2 separate regions of the Mus musculus genome follow, and region 2 is linked to region 1. Evidence: chromatin loops called from intact Hi-C (ENCODE). Cell type or tissue: left cerebral cortex. All regions are shown on one strand. Links, peaks and the distances in the headings refer to the core of each region. The heading gives the core; the rest is flanking DNA. Region 1 overlaps Mxra7 (matrix-remodelling associated 7). Region 2 has its middle 3.6 kb from the start of Prpsap1.

What was found. Hi-C counts contacts between places; a loop is a spot of excess contacts. Peaks named below come from ENCODE experiments on the same cell type or tissue, not always from the same donor. Only the 100,000 strongest peaks of a DNase experiment are listed, where the experiment ranks them.
Region 2: a loop joins it to region 1, with 2.4 times the contacts of the local background. A loop is called at or near these places in 4 of 42 quality-filtered maps.

The regions. Positions count from the first base shown.
Region 1 is chr11:116,809,044-116,814,413 of GRCm38, forward strand. It overlaps Mxra7 (matrix-remodelling associated 7), which reads right to left. Exons shown (of 4, transcript NM_026280.3): 3 at 2,880-2,973. Among named protein-coding and RNA genes, the nearest start is that of Mxra7, 16 kb to the right of the region's middle. In left cerebral cortex, for the core only: a CTCF peak has its summit at 2,416; DNase peaks (open chromatin) are centred at 1,860 and 2,459; H3K4me3 peaks cover 983 bases; H3K27ac peaks cover 1,452 bases.
Region 2 is chr11:116,491,289-116,496,658 of GRCm38, forward strand. It overlaps a transcript of Prpsap1 not described here. Among named protein-coding and RNA genes, the nearest start is that of Prpsap1, 3.6 kb to the left of the region's middle. In left cerebral cortex, for the core only: a CTCF peak has its summit at 2,718 (motif pointing left); DNase peaks (open chromatin) are centred at 2,705 and 3,422; H3K27ac peaks cover 833 bases.

The DNA of each region.
Region 1 (5,370 bases), core at 112-5,111:
CTGCTCCCTGAGGAGTGTGATCAAGCCTGAGGAGAACAGAGCAGAGCGCTGCCGCAGAGCTGGGCCCTAGGCGCAGCTGCGGTGGCCCAGCTAATGATTCAAAGTGAGAGGGAGAGAGTGCACCATTTACCTGCTAACAAGGTGCTTGCTTGCCTGTTTATCAGCCTAGAAGCAGAAAGAGGCATTGTGCTGGTAGGGACAGGTCTGACGGGCAGCCTGCCAGCTTGAGAGAGTGGTTCATTAGTTTGATGGTAATGTAGATGAACGGTTTCATTATTATTATTATTATCAATTACATTTGTATTTGTTTTGTGTGCATGTGGAACTTGGGGGACAATCCATACCACTTGGTTCTCCCCTTTTATCGAACTAGTCTGAGGCTCAGACTCAGGGCGGCAGGCCTGAGCAGGGTTGGCAGCAGGCACCTTTGTTCTCTGAGCTAGCAAATACACTGGTGCTATTTTTCAGGGGACAGTTCTAGAGCCGTTCCCCAAATCCCGTTGGGTCCAGATCTGTCATGTAGCTATCGTTTTTCTAAAAGCCAGAGACAGAAGGGTGAAGCCAACCTGAGCAGCCTCTGCAACCCCCAGCATCAGATGTGGCACAGAGGTGTGGTCAGGGGATGCCCCTCCGGCTGGGCCTGCGTGCAGGGCTGGGAGGGAGCAAGCAGATGTCAGGTGAGATGGGCGTGGGAGAGCCACAGGAAGCATGCTGGGTTGGGGCAATGGAATGAAATGAACTCAGGCCCTGCTGGGACCTCAACCAGTCCCTCCTGCACACAGTGAGGACTTCTCTGTGCAGAGGGCGAGTCAGGGACTCCTTCTTCACTCGGAGCAGCTCCTTGGCACACTCTGCAGCTCACAGAACAGCCTTGAGTGTCAACAGCAGAGCGAGTCATGGGTGGTCTAGAGACTCCCAAAGACTTGGAGAAGAAGGTCCTCAGGCAGTGGGGAGTCTGCTGTCTTTGTAAATGACATAGAAGCGACTTTGCCTTTTCATTTCTTGGCCTCAGCTCTGACAGGGGACAGTGGCAGACCCCAAACTCGAGATCTAACTGCTTTCCTGTATGACAGCCCCTCAAGGCCTACAGTGCATTAACCTGAGTGGATAGAATGGGGCCATGGTGCTGCCAAGCTCCCATCCCCAGGGGTCTTTAGGATGGCAGGGTGTCCTGCCCTCTCTCTCCTCTCCAGCCAGGGCTGGATCTGTGGCAACACCTCAGCTCTGACGCTGGAGTTCCAAAACAGCCTCAGAAAAATGACCCTGTCTGCCCTCTGGATTAACACCAGCATGGGGTGGACCACAGGAGGCCCTAGCCTTGGTCTGCAGGCCCAGCTCTGAAGATCAACAGCCCTGCACCATGGGAGGGAGTGCAGGCCTTCTCGGGGTTTCTGTCCTGCATTGTACAGCCAACTGCCTCTCCTCTGGGTGAGACAAAGCCACATCGGGCACCTCACAAGATGTATGCACATCCCCATAGCAGCCCGGGGCTCAGGGAGGATGGTCCCCACTTAATCATACTAGCACCTATACCAGCAGACCTTGGGGAACCCTGGGAAAGGTTCTTTATGTGTCTGGGAGTCCTCGTGCACAGGAAGAACAAGATGGGTTCAGAGGAGACGAAATGCATTCATTGGTTATGGAGGCGTTGGAGGAGGGGTTTAGACCACGTCAGTGGCGCTGGGGGACACACAGCAGACAATGTAAGGAAAGCACTGCTAGTCTACGAAACCAACCTCCTTACCACAAGGGTTTGCAAGAACATTTGTGGCCCGGGACTAGGGGACTCGCTACAGGGAGGTGAGGTCAGAGGTCAGCTCAATCCTGAAATATAAAGGTGGCAAACGGGGTCACAACGAGAGGCAATGTCCTCATACAAAGAGTCAGGGGCTCCCATAGCAAGGGCTTCTTCCCGTCTGTGTACACCGACATCCCTCTGCACCCAGAGGTTACACTCAGCATCTTGATAGGGAGACAGGATCTTGCACACAGGGTTGTTGTGATACTGGAGGGATACTGGTGGCCCTGGAAGCAGCCTAGGGAGGTGGGCTGAGCTGTGGGTCAGCTCATGAATCGGTCTAGTCCCCACCAGACCCTCTGAGAAGGGCTTCTCTATAACGCAAGGGCTCTGCTCACACTGCTGGGGGGCGGGGCGGGACAGCAGGTGCACATGGGGTTGGGGGTACAGTGGGTTATGGCCACCTTGGCCATCCTACTGCTTCTGAGCACCCTTCAGCCACCCGTGCAGTCCGGGTAAAACGTTGAGGGGGAAGTCCTGGGGGCTCTGGCGGTTGAGGGGAGATGTCCTGATTCCAGAAGCCATACAGCTTCCTAGAGCTGTGCAGAGCGGCGCAGAGTGGAGCTGTGCAGAGCTGCGCAGACCGGAGCTGCGCAGAGAGCTGAGCAGCGCTGCGCAGAGCGAGCGGAACAGATAGAGAATGACACCGTGGGTGAGGGAGGGTGGGGGCCGGAGGAGGGAGGCTGCCAGATGGATGAGCACCAAGAATCCCGCTCTGTCCTCAAGTGACAAATTGGTTTTGTCAGGGACTCTACGCATAAGTGAGCAGTGAGGCTGCTCCGGGCCCTTTCCTGGCATCTCACTCATTGTTTTCCAAGTTGGGGAGGCTTCGGGCAGAGAGAATACAAGAAATGGACTCTCCTCTCCTCTCGCGCCCTCCCTCCCTCCCTCCGTGCTGCCTGCCTCCCGGGGTAGCTTCTTCTTTTGGTTGAAGCTGGCTGAATATTCCCAGGACGAGAAAGGACGCCCCGCCCCCCACCCCCAGAAAAAAGGGAAGAGGGAGTAGTGGGCGGGGCTGCGGGGCTTGCAGGAGGCCCACCCCTGCTTGACCCTTACATTAGTGCTGCAGAAGCCGACCTACCTGTGTTCCTCCTCCAGTTCTTCTTTGGTCATCATCTTCTTGTACTGGCTTCCCCTCAGCTGCCCAGGGCTGTATTTAAAGGAGAAGGCTGCTCCTGTGGGGACAGTGAATACTGTTTATTGATGACCGGGGGGGGGGGGGGGGGGGGGGGGGGGCAGTCCCTCTCAAGTGCTTAGCAGTACCCCCTTTCCTCTGTGTGTATGTGTGTGTGTGTGTGTGTGTGTGTAGCTGGGGATTGAACTCAGGGCCTTGTACATGGCAGGCAAGCATTCGTCCTAGAACTGCATCCTCAGCTCTCCATTAATTTTCAACAAAGCTCAATCGGTAGATGAAAAAATAAAATAAAATAAAAAAAGCCAGAAGGTAGTGTCACGTGCCTCTGGAGTCCCAGCACTCAGGAGGCAGAGGTAGGTGAGTTTGAGGCCAGCCAGGTTTACCAAGAGAGTTCCGGGACAGCCAGAAATACACAAAGCAACCCTGTCTCAAAACAACAACAACAATAACAACAACAATAACAACAACAAAAATCCAACCCCCCAAAACAACCAAACCAAACCAAACACAAAACAGAAAGAAAGAAAGAAATGGAAAAAGAAAAAGACCTGCTGTCAGAGAGGCCAACAAGCTACAATGTTCTTGTAGTGGCCTGAGTGCATCCTGGAGGCACCCCCACGCAGTGACGTCATGTTCTCACCCCAGCACATCTTATACTTTCTATGAACTCCTGTGGTTTCTTACGCCTTGGTCTTTAATGGGGGGGGTGGGCACAGATGGAACTGAGACAGCCAGAGAGAAACTAATCCCTCTGCCATGCCCTTCCATCTTCCAGATGACATTCCCTCTGCAGGCCAGGTTAAGCCAGCCCAGAGCTGTCTGCCTGTCTGCGTCAACAGTCCAGCTGTTTGCCTGGGAGGGCTTCCTCTGCGCCACTGTGGCCTCCCCCCACCCCAGTGTGTGCTGATCAGAGCAAAAGCGGATACCATTCACATGCTGGGCCCCAGGGACTCAGGGACTCGGACCTTCCTTTTCTTCTCCTAGGCTTGGGACAGACATCGGGGCCGTGGTGGGATGCACAAATGCACAGGCTTGGCGGACTGCCAGCATCTGAGAGTAGCCTCCAGTCCTGCAGACTATTAGAAAGGCAGATCTGCAGGTCTGGCAGGAGGAGGGGGAGCAGAGGAAGGCCAGGGCATGCATGCATGAGACACGGCGTCCCAGCAGAGGGAAGCAGGGAAGCATGGAGAGGCGGGGTGTCCTGATGTAATAATCTGCTTGGAAGCAAAGCCTTCTGTGTCCCTTAATCCAACCTGTATCTGAGACAAGATGGCGGGCAGGCTGGCCAGCTTCTAGCTAATGTCTGTTAAGGTAGACCGGCTGAGGGTGGCTATAGCCGGTGACGCTGGTGTCCCCTCTTCCAGCTGCTATCCTAGAACTTTCTACTGCCTCCCGGAGAGTCTGAGACACCTCCACTGTAGGTCAGGCCCCCGCCACTCGCACACGTCTTCAGATATACAGATGCTGCCAAGAAGGAAGAAAAGCCACTGGGGTTAGGACTCTCACCTCGCCGAAAGGAAGGAGGTTCTGAAGATGAACTCAGAGCCCAAACGTTCCACAGAGCCATGCTGTGCCTCATCAAGCCTCACTTAGGAGGACTGGGGTCCTACCTAGCCAGCTGCCCAGGGCCCGAGGCTTTCCTCCGGAACCAATCTACTTCTTACAAGGACCTGCTTTGCTCCTGAATCGCTCTACATTTAGAGAACACAGTTCTAGGTGCTCTGGTGACCAGACGACAAGTGTGCAGCTAATGAAGACTCGAATCAGCAGCCGTTCCCTGGCAAGGGTGGTGGAGTGGGCGGAGTGGGTAGGGGGCTGAAAGAGCGCCGATGGGGCGGCTGTGGTAGCGTTCGTCCATCTTTAGTCCCAGCACATCGGGGTGGGAAGAGGTAGGTCTCTGTGAGTTCCAGGCCAGTCTGGTCCACATCAAGTTTCAGGCCAACTATACAGAGGGTACAGGGTGGCATGCTGACTATGGGTGAGGGGGACAGAGGCATATTGGTCAATTGGGGTTTGCCTGGCTGTCGGGGCCCTTGCTGCGATGAGGCTGCAGCTCTGAGAGTCTGAAGTTCTTTGCCTTCTCAGAAACCCTCCGCTCTCCTCTGCAGCTCCCCAGCACACTGGTCTGAAGCCTCACCAGGCTAATAAGCATAGCCCAGGACGGCCCACTCCATCTGGTCTAGTTCATAGGAACCAAGAGCTTTTCAAGTCCAGGGTGTGGCCGGAGACTGAGGAACTTCCCCGAGCAACTGCAGTCTGCTGCCCAGGGCTGCAGCTCCTACTGAGAAGGCCTTTGTTTATCCCAGATCCCTGAATATCCTGCATGCCAGGGACAACAACCGGGGCTTCAGCTTGCAAGCTGCCCCCTCGCTGGGCCCAGAAGCAGTACTGACAAAACCAAAGAACCCCGACATCTGGGCAGCTGTGTTGCTGTTCT
Region 2 (5,370 bases), core at 149-5,148, 320 kb before region 1:
ATGTTGCTAGGTTTAATAAATCTCCCTTTTCTGCTTTCTGTTTTCAGTTCGACTTTTAATTTTAATTTTAATTTAATTTAATTTAATTTAATTTAATTTGGCTTTTCGAGTCAGGGTTTCTCTGTGTAGCCCTGGCTGTCCTGGAACTCGCTGTGTAGACCAGGCTGGACTCGAACTCAGAAATCTGCCTGAACATTGAGTCTTTCTGTGTCTGTGCACCGTGCATACACAGTGCCTGCAAAGGCCAGAAGAGGGTGTCAGATTCTCTGGAACTGTAGTTTGGAGTCAGTTGTGGGCTGCTGGGTCTTCAGGAACAGCAGCCAGTGCTCTTAACTGCTGAGCCATCCCTCCCGTGCCCAAGTTGCAATTTTAATTAACATATTGAAGAAGGTGGCCAGACCTGACTTGGACTCAGATTGTGAGCCCCAAGGTTGATTACACTAGACCTAATCAGGAAGGGCCGATAAGCTCTCTGGCCTCACCTCATAACCTGTTTCGCTAGGCCTTTTCCCTTCCTGCTCTTTAAGTAGCACATGGCAGGTACCCTCTTCAGTCTTCCTATTCTCTCAGTGTTATTCAAGGGCCAGACACCAGGGACCACCATAAAAGGGTGAAGCTTCAGTGTCTTGCACGGAATCACCAATTGCTGATACATATCTTATGCAAGGAAGGGACTTACAAAACACATTCATGACCTTGGCAACCTGAATCTGGACCATGACCCTCGTCACCCAGTCCTGGGGCACCTGCTCAATAAACTATCCCTGTCTGACTGAGATTGGTGTTTGTGTGGCTTGTGAGGCGATTTCTGGCCCCCAACACATATGATCTTATACTATGACACATACCTGAGGAAATATGAAAGGGGAAATGATGTATTTAAGTTCCTGGTTTTGCCAGTTTTAATCCAAAATCGACTGGGTCCATTGCTTCCGGTCACAGCCAAAATGGAATATCTTAATATCAGAAGTATATGGTAAGAGCTTGAAGTGGAAACTTCAATTTTCTTTGGAAAGTCAGCTGGAGATTGAAATCGCTGCAGAGAACCATTTCTAAACAGGTCCACTTCCCCCGTATCCTAGTAACCTTCCTTTTCCACTGCCTCAGGTGGGTGGTGGGCTAGAGGGGACGCTGAAGCATTTAAGAACCATCATGAAAAGTAGGTTTTGAAAAAAATCAAAGCAACAAGGGCTCCTTCCAATCTGTTCGCCCGTTCACAAGTGTCTGACTAGGGCTACCAAGGGCTCCTTAGTGAGAGCCGTCCACAGTCATCTCCCCTTGTCTCAGACCTCCAGCACTTATTGATGGGAGGAGCATCTCATACTGATGGGAGTATCCCAAACTGATGGCAGCATACCATACTGATGGGAGGAGCATCCCATATGGATGGGAGCATCCCATACTGATGGCAGCATGCCATACTGATGGGAGGAGCATCTCATACTGATGGGAGCATCCCATACTGATGGGAGTATCCCATACTGATGGGAGCATCCCATGGGGATTCAGATGCTAACTGTGACACTTAAGCAGGTGTGAACTTTGCAATCCCTGCACACATCAGCCAGCCTGAGCTCCTCCACCCCACTCCCTAATAAATCTGTGGCTCTCCATTGCTTTTGGAATAAAAACTAACTTTCCTATAGAAAAAGCAAACCATTTGCCTTTATTCTTAGGCCAAAATCTATATAGATTTTTCAAGGGGTGTAAGGCTTTCTACTCAACAGTAAGTAATTAGTTCTGTAGGTGTCTGTGTCTTTCTTCTTCTTCTTCCTTCCTCTTCCTCCTCCTCCTCCTCCTTCTTCTTTTCTTCTTTTCCTTCCCCTCCTCCTTCTCCTTCTCCTCCTCCTCTTCCTCCTTCCCCTCTCCCACTCTTCCTCCTCCTCCTCCTCCTCCTCCTCCGAGTGTGGGTGGGGAGGGGAGGAGTCAACAGTGACCTATGTAACTGAGGATGGTTTTGAACTCTGATCCTCCTACCTCCACATCCCAAGTGCTGCGATTAAAAGCCGGCATCACCACACACACCCATGTTATGTTTGGCTGGGGATTGACTCCAGGGCTTAGTGTGATCAAGCAAACTCTTTACCAACCGAGCCAAGTTCCCTATCTCCCCACCCACTGTCCTCTTACCTCTTTGTAATAAAGTAATTTGGAAACAGGAGTCTTATCAGAGAAGGCCAAGGATAAACTGCAGCACGAGGGTCCATGATACAAGACAGGGTTTCAGGGCATGTGCATGCCACTTCTTTTCTTTCTTCCTTCCTTCCTTTTTTTTTTTTTGGTCTCCGGGAGCAGAGAAGTAGGCTCCCAGGGACCCAGTGAGTAGCTGTCTGAATGTAGTCCTACCATCCTCCCTTCCCCTTCGACAAGGAACAAGGGGACACATGACCCAGATGATGACCCTCCCTGACATCCCATTAACAAAACTCCATCTTGCCGGGCGGTGGTGACACGCTCCTTTAATCCCACCAGAGGTAGGAGGGATCTATGAGTTAGATACCAGCCCACTCTACAGAGCAGAGCGAGTTCCAGGACAGCCAGAGGTACACACAGGAACCCTGTCTTGAAAAACTAAACCAATCAAACAAAAAACAACACCAAAAACCAAAACTCCATCCCAGGGTCAGCCTAGATTCAATTGAGGAAACCCCATCTCTATGGTAGTTGTTGCTCAATTCCCCAGAGAAGAGAGCAGCTGGTCGTCCTGACACGCCCCCTACTGGTCACTAACCTGCTCAGCACCAGGATAGGCCTTTCAGCAGCCCCAGAAGCCTCAGGCTGCCTGGTGGTCATTGTCACAGACTGAGCTCTTTGTCCTCGGTTCAGGGTTGAAGCCTGACCCCCAGGCCATGGCTTTAGGCTTTGGGGAGTAGTTGGGAATAGATGAAGGTGGAGTCCCAACAAGGGGGCATCACTGAAAAGAGGAAAAGACACCAGAGTAGTGCCCTATTTCTTCCCAATGTGAGGACATTGTATATAGTCAGCTGCCTGCCCCTGAGAGAGAGAGAGAGAGAGAGAGAGAGAGAGAGAGAGAGACCCCTTCACCAGAACCAGCCATGCTGGTTCCCCCACGGGACTTCCAGCTTCAAGAACCAGGTAAGATGGCCATGTATGGTGGTATACATCTTTAATCCCAGTACTCAGGAGGCATAGGCAGACAGATCTCTATGAGTTCGAGGCTATCCTAGATAACACAGTGAGACTTCCTCCCACCCCCCACCCCCAAAAAAACGGAGGTCAGAGTTAAACTTACAGCAGTTGTTTTCTTCCACCACGTGAGTCCTGGGGACGGAGTTCTGGTAGCCCGGCTTGGCAGAGAGTGGTTTTAGCAGCTGTGTCATCTCAACCCTTTCATAGCTGTGCTTTGCTGTTCCCCCCTCCCCCGGCACCACCCACTCACATGGCACCGTTACAAGGTCTTCCCTGGGAAGAGAAGTAAACTGAACAGCTTGTGTCTTAATCTCCAGATAGGCTCTCAGGTCGGGGGAACAGCTGCTCAAATCAGCCATTGAGGAATCTAGCCGCATCCCTGAGTGCCCCAAGAGAACAGGATTGGCTACGTAAATAAATAATGATCAACTCAGACCCTGGGACACTTGGCAGCCATCAACATTTCCTTTTCAAAGCATCATGGGAGACTGGAAGACTTGAGAGTAGTATATATAACGCTGCAGAAACAGAGGGCGAAATGACCTTATTTAGAAGGAAGCTGAGTCTTACTTTCCTGCACGTGGCCTCAAGACAGAGAGGGCACACAGGGACACATCCTGGGGACCTGAGAGTCCCTTAAGAGGTTTTTATTATCGAACCAAGGCCTCACTTCACAAAGATGAGAAGCTGGAATGCCCCTGAGTGCCCCAGCTCTGGTGAGAGGGGAGTCTTTCCTAGCTGTGAGGATGATGCAGACCGGCAAGCTGGTGGTATAGCCACTCACTGCCTGGGGCCTCTCAAAAAGATGGAGGACCAGAGGCTATGCCTGAGACTCAGGAAATGAGGAAGCCATGGGACTCTTTTTTGGTTGTGAGCCTAGCTGTTCATCGCTGAGCCATCTCCACAGCCCACCCTGGGACTCTTTTAAGCACAAATCCTGGCTTGTGGGGACTTGAAGTCAGATTTAATCTCCAGTAAAATATATGGGAGTCATTGTCTGTCCCGAGCTGCTGCATCAGGATCCCCACCCTCCCAACTGGCAGAAGCATGCTAGGGACCTGGGTAGGAAAAGGAGCTCCCAATGAGGCCAGATCAAAATACGGCAACGAACGGGAGGAGATGCTATTCGGCTGTGCTAGCTTTGAAATGACTCGTTTTAAAGGCAGGGTGGCACAGGCCTGAGGCAGAGGCTTGCACACCTCTGAGTTCGAGGCCAACCTGGTCCACAAAGTGAGTTTCAGGACAGCCAGGGCTACACAGAGAAACCTTGTCTTGAAAATAAGTAGGGCTGGCGAGATGGCTCAGTGGGTAAGAGCACCCAACTGCTCTTCCGAAGGTCCAGAGTTCAAATCCCAGCAACCACATGGTGGCTCACAACCATCCGTAACGAGATCTGACTCCCTCTTCTGGGGTGTCTGAGGACAGCTACAGTGTACTTACATATAATCAATAAATGAATCTTAAAAAAAAAAAAAAAGAAAAGAAGTAAAAAACCAAAAAACAAACAACCAAACCTTCCTCTCACTGCACAGTGGAATCTGGTCTCTGTCTCTGTCTCTGTCTCTCTCTCTCTCTCTCTCTCTCTCTCTCTCTCTCTCTCTCTCTCTCTCTCGTGTTCTTGTTCTTCTGAGAGAATCCTGGCTGGCCTTGAAATCCCAGTACTTCTCATCTTCTATAAATGCTGGATTGCAGGCAGGCGGGCAGCCCCCCCACCAGCGGAGCACTTCCTACCTCATAGATGGGAAGCTCCCCAACTGTGAAACACTAATTACAGCCAGTTAGGTTTTAAACAAAACAGAGAGAGGGTTTTTTTTTTTGTTTGTTTCCCCATCCCCCGCCCCCGCACCCCCCCTCCCCCCCTGAGACAGGGTCTCTCTGTGTAGCCCTGGCTGTCCTGGAACTCACTCTGTAGACCAGGCTGGCCTCAAACTCAGAAATCCTCCTGCCTCTGCCTCCCGAGTGCTGGGATTAAAGGCGTGCGCCACCACGCTCAGTGTGTTAATCCTTATGTTGACAGAAGATGTGCTTCTGAGCATGCCTGCGACAGATTATCTTGATGACATTAATTGATGTTGGAAGACTCATCTTTCTTTTAAAATTTTAAGTGTGTGTGTGTATGTGTGTGTTGCACCCATGTGCCATAGTACATGGTGGTGGTGGGGTATCAGAGGACAACTTTCTTTTTAAAAATTATTTTATACTTTTTACATATGTGGGTGT